Linked DNA regions of Homo sapiens: regions 1 and 2 are each linked to region 3. The links are chromatin contacts, found by Hi-C or POLR2A ChIA-PET in ENCODE. All regions are on one chromosome and are shown on one strand. The core of a region is the stretch at or near the end of the contact, and the rest is flanking DNA. Distances in the headings are between cores, read along the strand shown. Region 1 holds the start of RTP4 (receptor transporter protein 4). Region 2 overlaps LPP (LIM domain containing preferred translocation partner in lipoma). Region 3 holds the start of LPP (LIM domain containing preferred translocation partner in lipoma).

Region 1 (3,994 bases), core at 279-2,778, 790 kb before region 3:
TTCTTAGCTACAGGATACTCTTTTCCCAGTGCCAAAAACAGTGCTTTTGTGTCCGGAATTGGTGGGTTCTTGGTCTCACTGACTTCAAAAATGAAGCCACCGACCCTCATGGTGAGTGTTACAGCTCATAAAGGCACAGTGCCCAGAGTTTGTTCCTTCTGATGTTCGGATGTGTTCTGAGTTTCTTCCTTCTGGTGGGTTTATTGTCTTGCTGGCTCAAGAGTGAAGCTGCAGACCTTCCGGGTGAGTGTTAACAGCTGATAAAGGCAGAGCAGACCCAAACACTGCGCAGCAGCAAGATTCATTGCAAAAACCAAAAGAACAAATCTTCCACCACGTGGAAGGGGACCCGAGCCGGTTGTCAGTGCTGGCTGGGGCAGCCTGCTTTTATTCTCTTATCTGGCCCCACCCACATCCTGCAGATTGGTCCATTTTACAGAGAGCCAATTGGTCTGTTTTACAGAGAGCTGATTGGTCCGTTTTGACAGGGTGCTGATTGGTGCATCCACAAACCCTGAGCTAGACACAGGGTGCTGATTGGTGCATTTACAAACCTTGAGCTAGATACAGAGTGCCCATTGGTGTATTCACAATCCCTTAGCTAGACATAAAGGTTCTCCAAGTCCCCACTAGACTCAGGAGCCCAGCTGGCTTCACCCAGTGGATCCCGCCCCGGGGGCAGCAGGTGGAGCTGCCTGCCAGTCCTGCGTGTGTGCCCGCACTTCTCTGCCCTTGGGCGGTCGATGGGACCAGGCACCATGGAGCAGGGGGTGGCACTCGTCGGGGAGGCTTGGGCCATGCAGGAGCCCAGGGTGGGGAGACTCAGGCATGGCGGGCTGCAGGTCCCGAGCCCTGCCCCACAGAGAGGCAGCTAAGGCCCAGCGAGAAATCGAGCTCAGTGCCGGTGGGCCGGCACTGCTGGGGGACCTGGCGCACCCTCCGCAGCTGCTGGCCCAGGTGCTAAGCACTTCACTGCCCAGGGCTGGGGGCCTGCCGGCCGCTCCGAGTGCAGGGCCCGCCAAGCCCACGCCCACCCAGAACTCTAGCTGGCCTGCAAGCCCTGCATGCAGCCCCGGTTCCTGCCCGTGCCTCTCCCTCCACATCTCCCAGCAGGCTGAGGGAGCCGGTTCTGGCTTTGGCCTACCCAGGAAGGGGCTCCCACAGTGCAGTGGCTGGCTGAAGGGCTCCTCCAGCGCGGCCAGAGTGGGCACCGAGGCCGAGGAGGCTCCGAGAGCGAGCGAGGGCTGCGAGGGCTACCAGCATGCTGTCACCTCTCACTTTGCCTATTATAAAAAATGAGAGAGAGAAAATAAAAGCGAATTTATATGTGACCCCAGAATCTAGAACAGAGCTCTTTATCTCTCTCTCAGCAAGGCCTATTAACTAACACAGTTTTGCTGCTGTCTGTTTTCAGAACAAAGACTTGTTCTGTGTACTCAGACAGTCTAAAATGAAGGTTGAAAAAAACAGCTCATGTCCATACACAGAAACAGAAACTGAACCGAACACCGAAACTGAAACTGTTTGTCTCTTCCTGAGAAACGAGCAAACCTGAAAGCTACTCTCTCAGCTTCAGAGGGAAAAAATGGTTGTAGATTTCTGGACTTGGGAGCAGACATTTCAAGAACTAATCCAAGAGGCAAAACCCCGGGCCACATGGACGCTGAAGTTGGATGGCAACCTTCAGCTAGACTGCCTGGCTCAAGGGTGGAAGCAATACCAACAGAGAGCATTTGGCTGGTGAGTGTGGGTTTCCCAGGCAATAGCTCTTCTGAGAAGAGAGGCTCAGGCTCAGCTTAGCATGATTTATTCCTCTGAGAGCTTGTTGAAGGAGTAAATGTCACCAGGGCCTCCATCCTATTGTGGTCATAGTACTCTTTAGGGTCGACATGATAAGACGACTCCAAACCTCCATTTTGTTTAACTGCTGGAAGTTTCTTCTTTTACTAGGTTTCCCTCCGTAAATATTTCTGGAAAACCCTGGAGAAGGCTCCCTATTCCATAAATTTTCCCTTCTAGTTTCTCACCACGTCATTTGTTCCAGACTACCTCTAGAGTCTTTTGCAGTCTCCCCAGCAGTCCTGACCAGCTTCCCCCAGCTGCACCAGCTCTCCAAGCCTTGGCACTGTTCAGTACAAGCCTGGGACGGAGCCTTTTTTTTTTTTTTAAATATCTTAAGAATTGGCTAAGATCAAGCAGTTACTCTGAACATTGCTTTACTGAAGGCCTGGGGATAATAGTATAGAATGATGTTGCAAAAACTAAATCTAAAACCCAGTTCATGGAGTCACCAAGTAATACTCCTCCCTTACTCACCACTTCCCTCTTTAACCCCCAGCAAGCCTCCAGGTTGCAGGAACCAGTTTCCTTGACCATGTTAGGAGGGTGAGAATTGCTGACCTGGATAATCAAATTTATTTTTAAATGACACACAGGACCTTCGGTATAGTTTTCATCTGACCTATTACTCAGCTTGCCTGCCTGCCCCATCCTGCCTCAGGTATGGCCTACTCCATTCCTTATGGACTATTAGCTATGCCATGCATCTTCAGACTTCCACACTCTTGTTCATGGAGTTCTGCTTGTTCAGCAGACCCTCCCCTCACCCCTCCCTGCTCATCCTTCAAGGCCCACTCTAGTGCCTCCTCCTCCTAAAAGCATTCTCTGGTTCTCCTAGGCAGAGTAAGTATTCCTTCGTATACATTCCCATAAGATAATGGGATAAGATAAAATATATATGTATATGTATACATAAATGATATATAATTATATATACATATGTACTATGTATTTCAGAATAATAAATTTATAAATAATATATGTATTATTATATATTGTATCAAATACAGTATATGCTTATTTTTAGCTGCAGAATCTGTTGTTTAAATAAAGCCTCCTAAACGTCTCCAGAACAGTTCTCAAGTCACTTGTCAGAGCCCGTATAGCAGTCATGTTGCTCTGCTTTCTAATCCAGGGAAATGTGTAAATATTTCTGTCCACACCAGCCAGAGCTTTTTGAGGGACTCATGATGTCTTACAACGTTTTGGCACTCCTCCAAACAGAAAGAAGGTGTTTCTCCTGTTGGGATGATTTGATTTGATTGTCATTTCGAGATCGGAAAAGCAACCTACCAGTGTACTTTTGGAAAATATCAATCAGCTTTTGAAAAGCATTTTGTAGTTTACAAAGTGTTTTCACATACATCGTCTCTTTTGATGCTGCCAATATAACCCTTGAATTTTTTTTTTATGGATTCAAACAATGAGGGTTATAGAAGGGAAGGGCTTTGCCCAAGGTCTTCCTGATGTAAACTGGATCTTCAACCCAGGTATGAGGGATGCAGTCTGTTTCTCCAGGTGTGAGAGATTAGCTACACTACTCACCAGAGGCAACGTGTTACAGCAGGTAAATGAGTTGAATTTCAGATGGCCTGAGATTAGCAGCATGCCTCTAACATTTACCCTGTGTGTCCTTAAGCAGGTTGCGTATCCTTTTCATGATTCAGTTTCCTTATCTGGATATTGGGTTTAATAGTGCTTACTTCACAGATGAAATGGGATAAAATTATAAAGACCAATTATATTGTATGCATCAAAATAGATACTTTACCAAAGCTTTCTATGACCAAAATTAGGAATAAGTTTCTCTGGAAGATGGCAGACATGATTTTCCCTCAGAGGCATCTGGAGATGTTTTACTAGCAAAGAGGTAGACTTGGGTGTAACATATGGGTGGATACTCAGTAGGTCACAGGAAAAAGCCTTATCTGAAACATAGTCCTTCTTGTTCCTGTTTATCAATGACTGGGACAATCTAAATCACATGCATTTTTTCAAATGGAAAAGGATGTTAGTGACAGGGGCCAAGACCATTTTCCCTCAGGTTAACAACCAGATGAAGGCATAATGGGTGTCTTCCTTCTGACTGCAGGTTCCGGTGTTCCTCCTGCCAGCGAAGTTGGGCTTCCGCCCAAGTGCAGATTCTGTGCCACAC
Region 2 (3,953 bases), core at 623-3,122, 680 kb after region 3:
ATTGAAATTGCATAGAGTTTTTGTGAAATCTCAATCCTGTAGTATTGTGTATATTACAACAGGTGCTCAATAGACTTCTGGATTATTAAATTGAGTAATATTTGTAGCAAAGATCTGTAGGCTGAATTATAAAGCTAATCTGTGGGGGGATGCCAAGATTTCTCTATCATTCTGCTATGTTTGCCATGGTCTACCAGGAGATGGCGCCTGGTAAGAGTTCCATATTTTAATGTATTCTGGTCCAAATCACTGGAGTTGGCAAAGATGGAGAAGGAGGAACTGAGCAGTTCATCCCCAAAGACATGATGACACCACTATAAGTGTGAAGCCAGCAAGAGTGCAAAGACTGAGAGCAGCGTGGTCATACCTAGACATTTATCTGGAGAGCAAAATCAAGCACTGGGGCTCAAAGGGTTCAGTCCCAGCAGTTAGGAGAGAGAGGAGTCTCCTAGGAGTAGTTGCCCCAACAGCTGCTAGAAAGTCCTGATCCTTTTTGGTCTGAGCCAACCAGGTCTCAGCCCAGTCCCACTTGCCTCAATTTAAAGTGACATTTTTGGTCTCTAGCTGGGTGCTTCCCCCTCTGTAGCATATAACAAGGATACACTTTCAAGGCAGGGAGCCTGGAGGACAAGGAGATAACCCTGCAGGCCTGGCCACCCAGGCTCTTTCCGGTGTTCCATGTACACTGCATAGATTGAGTGGACACCCAGGTTAAAGAGATCTCTCAGTACTCTTGGATTTTCCTTTACCTTAATTTTGAAATTATAATATTTTAGACATAACTTGTGCAGGATCACACAGTGAGTCTATAGGAGAACTGGATGAGAACCCAAGTTTTCTGACTTTCAATCAGCTCTCTCTCCCTACATGTACCTTAACATGTATCATAAAGATGACTGTTGCCATATGGGCTAAGCCCTCCATTTTCTGAGTATGCTATACCACCTCCTTCCCTCAGAACAATTAACAGAGGATCTCATAAAGATGTGCTATATATGTGTCCCATAGATTTTAATGAGACTTCAGTAGGTGGGAAGGTGTAGTATTTATTCTGGGATATTGGAAGAGCAAGTTGGATAGGACCTTAAATTTTCTACATAGATACTTGTGGAGGACAGGCTCTAGGGTGACTTCCAATGACCCCTGCCTCCTGGTGTTTACATCTCTGTGTAATACCTCTCCTTGAGTGCAGGTGAATCTGTAACTTGCTTCTAATCAATAGAAGAAGGCAAAGGTGTTGGGGTGTAACTTACCATGATTACATGTTGTGATATACGAGTCCATCTCAGCAGATAGAGAGACTCTCCTTGACAGCTTGAGGAAATAAGTGACCATATGAGAGAAGCTCATGAGGCAAGGAGCTGTGAGCAACCTTTAGGAGCTAAGGACAGCTTCCAGCAGACAGCCAACAAAAAGCTAGGATCCTGACTCACATACCCACAAGGAAATGAATTCCGCCAATAATCTGAATGTGCCTGGAAAAGATTCTTCCACAGCCAACCCTCCAGATGAGAATGCTACTCAGCTGACACTTTGATTGCAGCCTGTAAGACTCCGAGTGGAGGACCCAGCCAGAGTCATGCCTGGGCCCTCAGAAACTGTGAGATAGTAAATGTTTGTTGTTTTATGCCACTGAGATTGTTAGCCAACAATCAAAACCTAATACAATAATACCCTTTACTGTTTTCTAGACAGCTGCTATTTAGAAAAGCCTCCCACCCAATAAAAGAGTCCCCTTTATAGTTTTCCAAGTAGGTGGTTATCAGGGTTCTGCTTCACCATCTTCAGTGGCAAGGAACTTCCATTTCACAGGGCAACCATGTGTGTATTACAGAGGCTTGCATGTTGTCAAGTTCAGCTGTGGTCTTCAGCGGGAGCCTAGGACATGCCAGGGATTTCAAGGTAGGCTGGTGAGGGGTTCCTGGTTTTCTTGGTCCTGAACCATCCCAGTGCCATTCTAACAGTTGCAAGTCTGCCTCCTTCATGACAAAAGGACTGGAGGAAAATGTATCTGGCAAGTCGATAACACTGGATCGTTTGCTCCCAGCTTTACCACTTGGCATCAGTGCAAACTTTCACCCAGTTAAATAACTTAATGAGCCCTGCTCTGCATGCTTGCTTCACAGAGTTGTGACGATCAAGTAAGACAGCATCTATGACAGTGTTTGTTGGCTGTAAGTCAGCAAATGATTGCAAATGATGATTATTATTAAAATAATAGTCATTTGTCAGTAAATATTTGTCAAAGCTGGTCCACACTGAGGGAGACAGGCTCTCCAGGGAAACTGCTGATGCAGAGATAAAGAGGAGACCAGCCCCAGTTTGGAATTGCATCACTGATTCTGAATTCCCCATGGTACATTTCAGGTCTTGCTTCAGGAATTTGTTTTTTGTTTTGTTTGGTAGGAACAAGAATCCCCTAGAGCCAGTTATGTTGTCATCAAACTTAGTTGCTAATTAGGCACCAAAGCAAACCTATGCCAGTGAGACAGAGTTGAAACTTGAATTCCTTTCTGCAGGTGGAGCGTTGGATCCTAGAGGCGGTGTATACAGCTTGGCTATTTTGATGCTTCTGCATGCAAGAAGGTTTAAGAGAATCTGAGTAAAGCAATTAGCATCCCTCTGTCTGCAGGCAAAACTGGTTTGGACATGCTTCTCTCTTCTTGAAGGGCTGTTAGAGCCTTGGCAGTGTATCTGACGAAAGATTTCACTAAGCAAAATGTCTTCACTTACAAATCCAGCCACTTTGCACTCTCAGTCAGCCTCAAATTCATTTATTTTCTTTAGAGTTTCCCTACAACCACGAACCACCAAGAATTAAATTAATCCCCAAGAGCCTGAGCAATTATGAGGATGTTGAATCTATCCATTCAAGGATGTCCCAGCAAGGACTGTTCATTCTTTTAACGTAAACTATTTATATGTTTTGATTCTCCTCATTTGGAAGAAAGAAATAAGTTTTCATATATGTATTTTTCAGGGTGTATTTTATATATCTGTTTATATTACACTGTTCACATTACTATTAAAGCATCCCCATTTTATTGTAAGTTTATTTTGCCTGCTTCGGGAAGAACAAGACCAAGATCCCATTATTAAAACCAAAATCTTCCACAAAAGTTTCCTTTTAAAAACTTAGATTAGGAAATTTTCAGTCAGCCAGCCAACTCTATAGCCTTTGATACTTGGTCCTACAAAGTTTTCTTCCCCTTTGGTCTGAATGTTTTCCTTTGTCTGTGCACACTCTATTCTCCTGCCAGCATGATAATACATGCTGCTTTGATATCAAGTGGCGGGAACATATAGAAATGTGCTATTGGTGCTGCAATTTGTATCTTTGTTTTCATCAAACTTATTATTTACCATTTTAGGATTTTTTTGTTTCTTTTTGGGTGTTTTTTTTTTTTTTTTTTTTTTTGGTGTGTTTTGTTTGATCTTGGTTTTGGTTTTCCAATCTAGGCCTGAGGTCCAGTGCTAATTTGATGCTAGTGTGAACTCTCTGAGCCTGGTTCCTTGACGTTCCATTGGGTGACTATTGCAGTGGTTCAGATGTGGTGCTACCAGCCTTCCCCACCAAGGAAGTTGCCTGCTTTCTCATCTTTGATCCTCTTCACCAACTAACCACAACACACCAGTGAAAATTTTAATTTCTCCATTCAGTTCCTCAGTTTCCGCCACCAGGTGGTGAGTTCCTGCGATACAGATAACCTTTTTGTCTTGTTCAGTACAACCTCAGTGCCTAGCACAAGGCCTTGCAGAAAGCTGACATTCCTTAACTCTTTATTTCTGAAATGAATTAATGTTCTTAGGTTCCATGTCTCGTGGACCAAATAATGCAATCCTAGATCTTGCCATAGCATCTGGGACACCACGTATGATGATTTAGGTAATCAGTGAAAATCCATGTCAGCAGCTGCCAATTTACAGATGAATTATGTCCAATGGTTTGGAGA
Region 3 (3,969 bases), core at 859-3,358:
ATTACAGGCGCTCGCCGCCACGCCCAGCTAGTTTTTTGTATTTTTGGTAGAGATGGGGTTTTGCCATGTTGGCCAGGCTGGCTCGAGCTCCTGACCTCAGGTGATTTGCCCGCCTCGGCGTCCCAAAGTGCTGGAATTACAGGTGTAAGCCACCGCGCCCAGCCATGTTCATATTTTTGTATGTGTACATTAGATAGTTGAGAGGAACACAGAGGTTAAGTAGTCTTACCCCTGAAATGTCTGAATTCAAACACTTATTAAGCACAAGGAAGGTGCTTAATAAATCCAATAACATGTGTTTTTACATTATTTCCTTAATTCCTGGTCAAAAGAATCCCACTAAAGTCCATCCTCAGAAGAACCACTTTTTGGAGTTTTTATGAATCAGTAGCTCATGGTGTACTCTCAACAGTTATGAATGGAATTAGGTCCTGCTAGAGGTCAGGGCCAGGTATGGAAAGATGAAGGGATTAGTCAGGAGACCTGGATGGGAGGAGGGGAAGACAGGTGCTTGGTCAGTCAGTTGTTTTGTGTTGGGCGAGTAACGTTTCTTAAGTTTTTGTCTGAGGTGTAAAGGGGGGACTACGCTCTGTCCTATCTAACTCACCTGAAGATGCAATAGCCGGGTGAGAGACTGCTTTCATTATGTGCTAACGTGAGGGATTACTTTAGATATTAATAGGAGAGAAGTGCAAGGAAAGGAAGTCTCAGGGTATGGAATGCTTTCCTGGCCATGGCTGCTGCGCGTCATAATCCCCTAACACAGTTAAGTGGTGGTTCTCATCGTCGTTCACCCTTACAGATGTCAGAGGGGAAAGAAAAATCCAACTCAAAACTTCCAATGACAGGCTTGTCTGTATTCAAACCAGTTCATCTCGTTCGCAGACTTTTTTGAAGCTATAAGCACAGAGCAAGCTTTCTGGGCGGGGCTCAGAAGTAAACGTTAAACTCCAGGGATTCATTTATTTGAGCACAGGACAGAGGAAGTTGCCCTGAAGCAACTGATTGTCATTGATATTCAGGGCTCGCTGTCAACCAGGACCTTCCAGGAACTGGCTCTGGGCCAAGAGCAGTAGAAATCACTGGGTGGTCCGCACAGCTCGCGGGCATCTAACCTGCTTCAAGGCTCAGGGCTAAAAGGGAGCCAGGGCCCTTCCTGGAGGCGGGAACCCAAGTGGGAGGCAGAGCGCCTGGGCCCGCTCCTCGATCTGCTGAGTGACGACCCTGTACAAGTCATTTCTCTTCCGAGAGCTTCAGTTTCCTCACGTGCCAAGCGGACGGGTTGGAAGTTGGTCTTTGCCAGCTCTGACACCTTGTAAGTTTTGAGTCTTGCTGGGAATCCAGGGCGGGGCTCACGAGGAAAATCTTGGAAGGGGATTTCATGGCTGGATCTCTTCCACTCAAGCTCAGTGCCCTAATTTGACGCCTTAATAGTAGACGCAGGCTTTTCCATTTTCCAGGAGCCCCCTGACGCGGCCGCTTCCTCCTACGTCTCCTTCCTCTTCCTCTAGCAGGGGCAAAGTCTCCACATCTCCCTCTTTCTCTTCCTCCTTTGCAAGCTCCCTGCATTCCCGCGTCTCCTCCTCTTCCTCCCAGGAAATGCAATGCCCTCAGTGCGCCCACCTTTTGGCAAAGCCACTGCCGGCTGCGGGTTTCCCCTCCCCCGCCAGGCGAGCTCTGCGCGGCGGCTTCGCGGGCACACGCCTTCCCATACCTTACATGGACAAATGCGTGCAGGCAAAGTCAGGAATTCAGGCCCCTGACGTCAGCCTCCAGCGCTCAGGGCACCGCACGGGAGACCAAGGGGAGGGGGTGGGGACGGTGGGGAGGAAGGAGGGGGAAAGGCACCAACCAGCAGCCGCTCCAGCCCTGCCGAAGTTTCACTTTTTGTCTGTGGGTTCGTTCCCGGGTCCCGCGCGAGCTTTCCCGGGATAAGTAGCTTTAGCGATCGGGAGACAGCCGGGCGCTGCAAGGTAAGGGCTGGCTGCACGGCCCGGGGCGCGGGGCGTGGGGCGCTGGGCGCGGGCGGCGCGCTCGAGGAGGCCAGTGTGGGGCGCGGGGCCGGGCCTGTCCGGGGCTGGGGACAATGGGAGGGGGAGTGCCCGGGCACCTCCTCCTCTGCCTCTGCCTCCGCCTCCAGCCGCCGCCGCCGCCGCCGCCGCCGCCACCACCACCGCCGCTGCCCCGGCTGCCTCCTCCCTGAGGTATTGTTGCAAATCCTTCCTTCCCCTCACCCTCCACCCGCGGGCGCCTCGGGAACCCCCAGCCCTCCCCCGGCGCGAGCGCCTCCGGGGTGGCAAGAGCGCAGGGCGCGCGCCCTGCTCTGGCCTGGCCCGCTGTGCGGAAGTGCCGGCCGCGGCCCAATCACGGGGTGCACGCCATGGGGGAGGGGGACCCAGAGTTTTTCCAAAAGCGTCGACCCCAGGCTAGGCGGGGTTGGAGCCTTGCGCGCCCCCTGCCCGGACTTTTCTGGGCGCCCAGGGGGCGGGGCCACGCCCATCCGCTTAGAGCTTTCGCGGAATCACAGTTGTCACAGCGGAAAGGGCCTAGACCCAGTCCTCCAAGTCCTCCCATTTTACAGTTGGGGCAGCTGAGGCCCAGAGAGAAGGAGGGTCGCCCGGAAGTTATTTACTAGAGGCCAGACCATAATTCAAATAGTTGGCTCCGGACTTAAGTTCCCTTTCTCTAAGCATTTCTCTAGCACCCTGTGTGTGGCAGACCCTGTGCTGGGTGTATTGGACGTTGCCCTCAAGGAACTCAGTTGAACCTGGGAGTCAAACCTGGCCTAGGGTAGAAAATGCTAAGTGCTGGAGCAAAGGCGTGGACAAAGTTAAAGGAAGTTCCAGGGAGGGGGTTTGATTTTCTGGTCCCTGGGACGGCCTTTTGGAGAGTCCTGCACTGAATGGGGTTTTTGGAGGTTGAGGAGTTTCCTGAAGCCAGCTAGCGGCTTGGAGGAAGACATCTCTTCGAGGGAACCGTGGGCCAGAGAAGACTAAGTAGTGTGGGAAATGGAGATGAAAGTATAAATATTCTTTAGTTGGAGGCAAGGGGTTGGGGATGGGGGAGGTTGTGATATGAGATGAGCTAATCAGTGGAATTGTGCCTGGGTGCTTGGACAGGGCAGAGTCTTTGGAACCTCGGAGTCGTAGGAGAACTGAAAAATCTCTCTGGCTTCCCTTCCCTTAGAAGGGATCCACTGCTTTCCCTCCCCCAACACAAAACAACTAGCGAGAACTCAGGGTCTTCTCTGGGGCTTTTGCTAGTACCAAACTCACTTAACTGTGTTTCCAGTCCCCTTTCTCTTTCCATTCCTTCCCCTTTTACTAAATCTCTTGCCTTTCCTGTAAAATTCACTCTCACTAAGGTGTTGATGACTTAATGGCTTACCTTTCCCTGCACATGTGCATTTTAAGAAAGCCTAAAGTGAAGAAGGGGAAAGTGTGGCTAGGCACCTTTACAAAGCATCTAGCTCCCTCTCCCATCCTCCCCCTTCCTCAACTCTTATAGATAGAAGAATAGGTAAAGGTCCACGAAGGTGGGTGCTAGACCTAGAGCCTATGGTCAATAATGGTGGACAGTGGGGGGTTAGGACATCCAATATGGTTTTCTCCACTTCGTCACCAGTTTTTCTGCTTGCACAGTTCCTGCCAGCACCAGGGGGCAGTTAAAGGAAAAAGTGTGTGGGCCAGGCACGGTGGCTCACGCCTGTAATCCCAGCACTTTGGGAGGCCAAGGCGGGCGGATTGCCTGAGCTCAGGAGTTAGAAACCAGCCTGGGCAACATGGCAAAACCCTGTCTCTACTAAAAATACAAAAAATTAGCTGGGTGTGGTGGCGGGGAACTGTAGTCCCAGCTACTCGGGAGGCTGAGGCAGGAGAATCGCTTGAACCCGGGAGGCAGAGGTTGCAGTGAGTTGAGATCACACCACTGCACTCTAGCCTGGGCGACAGAGGGAGACTGCCTCTCAAA

Evidence for each region. Hi-C counts contacts between places; a loop is a spot of excess contacts on that map. ChIA-PET counts read pairs that join two places held with the same protein, here RNA polymerase II (POLR2A). Pooled maps may share reads with other maps.
Region 1: a loop to region 3 is called in a map of naive thymus-derived CD4-positive, alpha-beta T cell, with 4 times the contacts of the local background. The contact joins the promoter of RTP4 here to the promoter of LPP in region 3. A Hi-C loop is called at or near these places in 1 of 168 maps with a recorded cell type or tissue (naive thymus-derived CD4-positive, alpha-beta T cell) and 5 of 50 pooled maps. POLR2A ChIA-PET finds 5 or more read pairs at or near these places in 1 of 52 experiments (PC-9).
Region 2: a loop to region 3 is called in a map of mammary epithelial cell, with 3 times the contacts of the local background. The contact joins the enhancer-like site here to the promoter of LPP in region 3. A Hi-C loop is called at or near these places in 1 of 168 maps with a recorded cell type or tissue (mammary epithelial cell). POLR2A ChIA-PET finds 5 or more read pairs at or near these places in 2 of 52 experiments (MCF 10A and activated CD4-positive, alpha-beta T cell).

The regions. Positions count from the first base shown.
Region 1 is chr3:187,366,857-187,370,850 of GRCh38, forward strand. RTP4 (receptor transporter protein 4) reads left to right here and starts at 1,529. Exons shown (of 2, transcript NM_022147.3): 1 at 1,529-1,740; 2 at 3,932-3,994. The coding sequence starts at 1,586. RefSeq lists an enhancer at 1,390-1,739.
Region 2 is chr3:188,830,930-188,834,882 of GRCh38, forward strand. The region is part of intron 9 of LPP (LIM domain containing preferred translocation partner in lipoma); the gene reads left to right. Among named protein-coding and RNA genes, the nearest start is that of TPRG1-AS1, 110 kb to the right of the region's middle. Within about 2 kb of position 1,873, at least 3 of the 41 ENCODE cell types and tissues checked have a DNase peak (open chromatin) inside an H3K27ac peak, as active enhancers do.
Region 3 is chr3:188,152,049-188,156,017 of GRCh38, forward strand. LPP (LIM domain containing preferred translocation partner in lipoma) reads left to right here and starts at 2,109. Exons shown (of 12, transcript NM_001375462.1): 1 at 2,109-2,204. LPP-AS2 (LPP antisense RNA 2) reads right to left here and starts at 2,040. Exons shown (of 1, transcript NR_036497.1): 1 at 1-2,040. RefSeq lists enhancers at 644-1,544, 3,344-3,969 and a silencer at 1,977-2,316.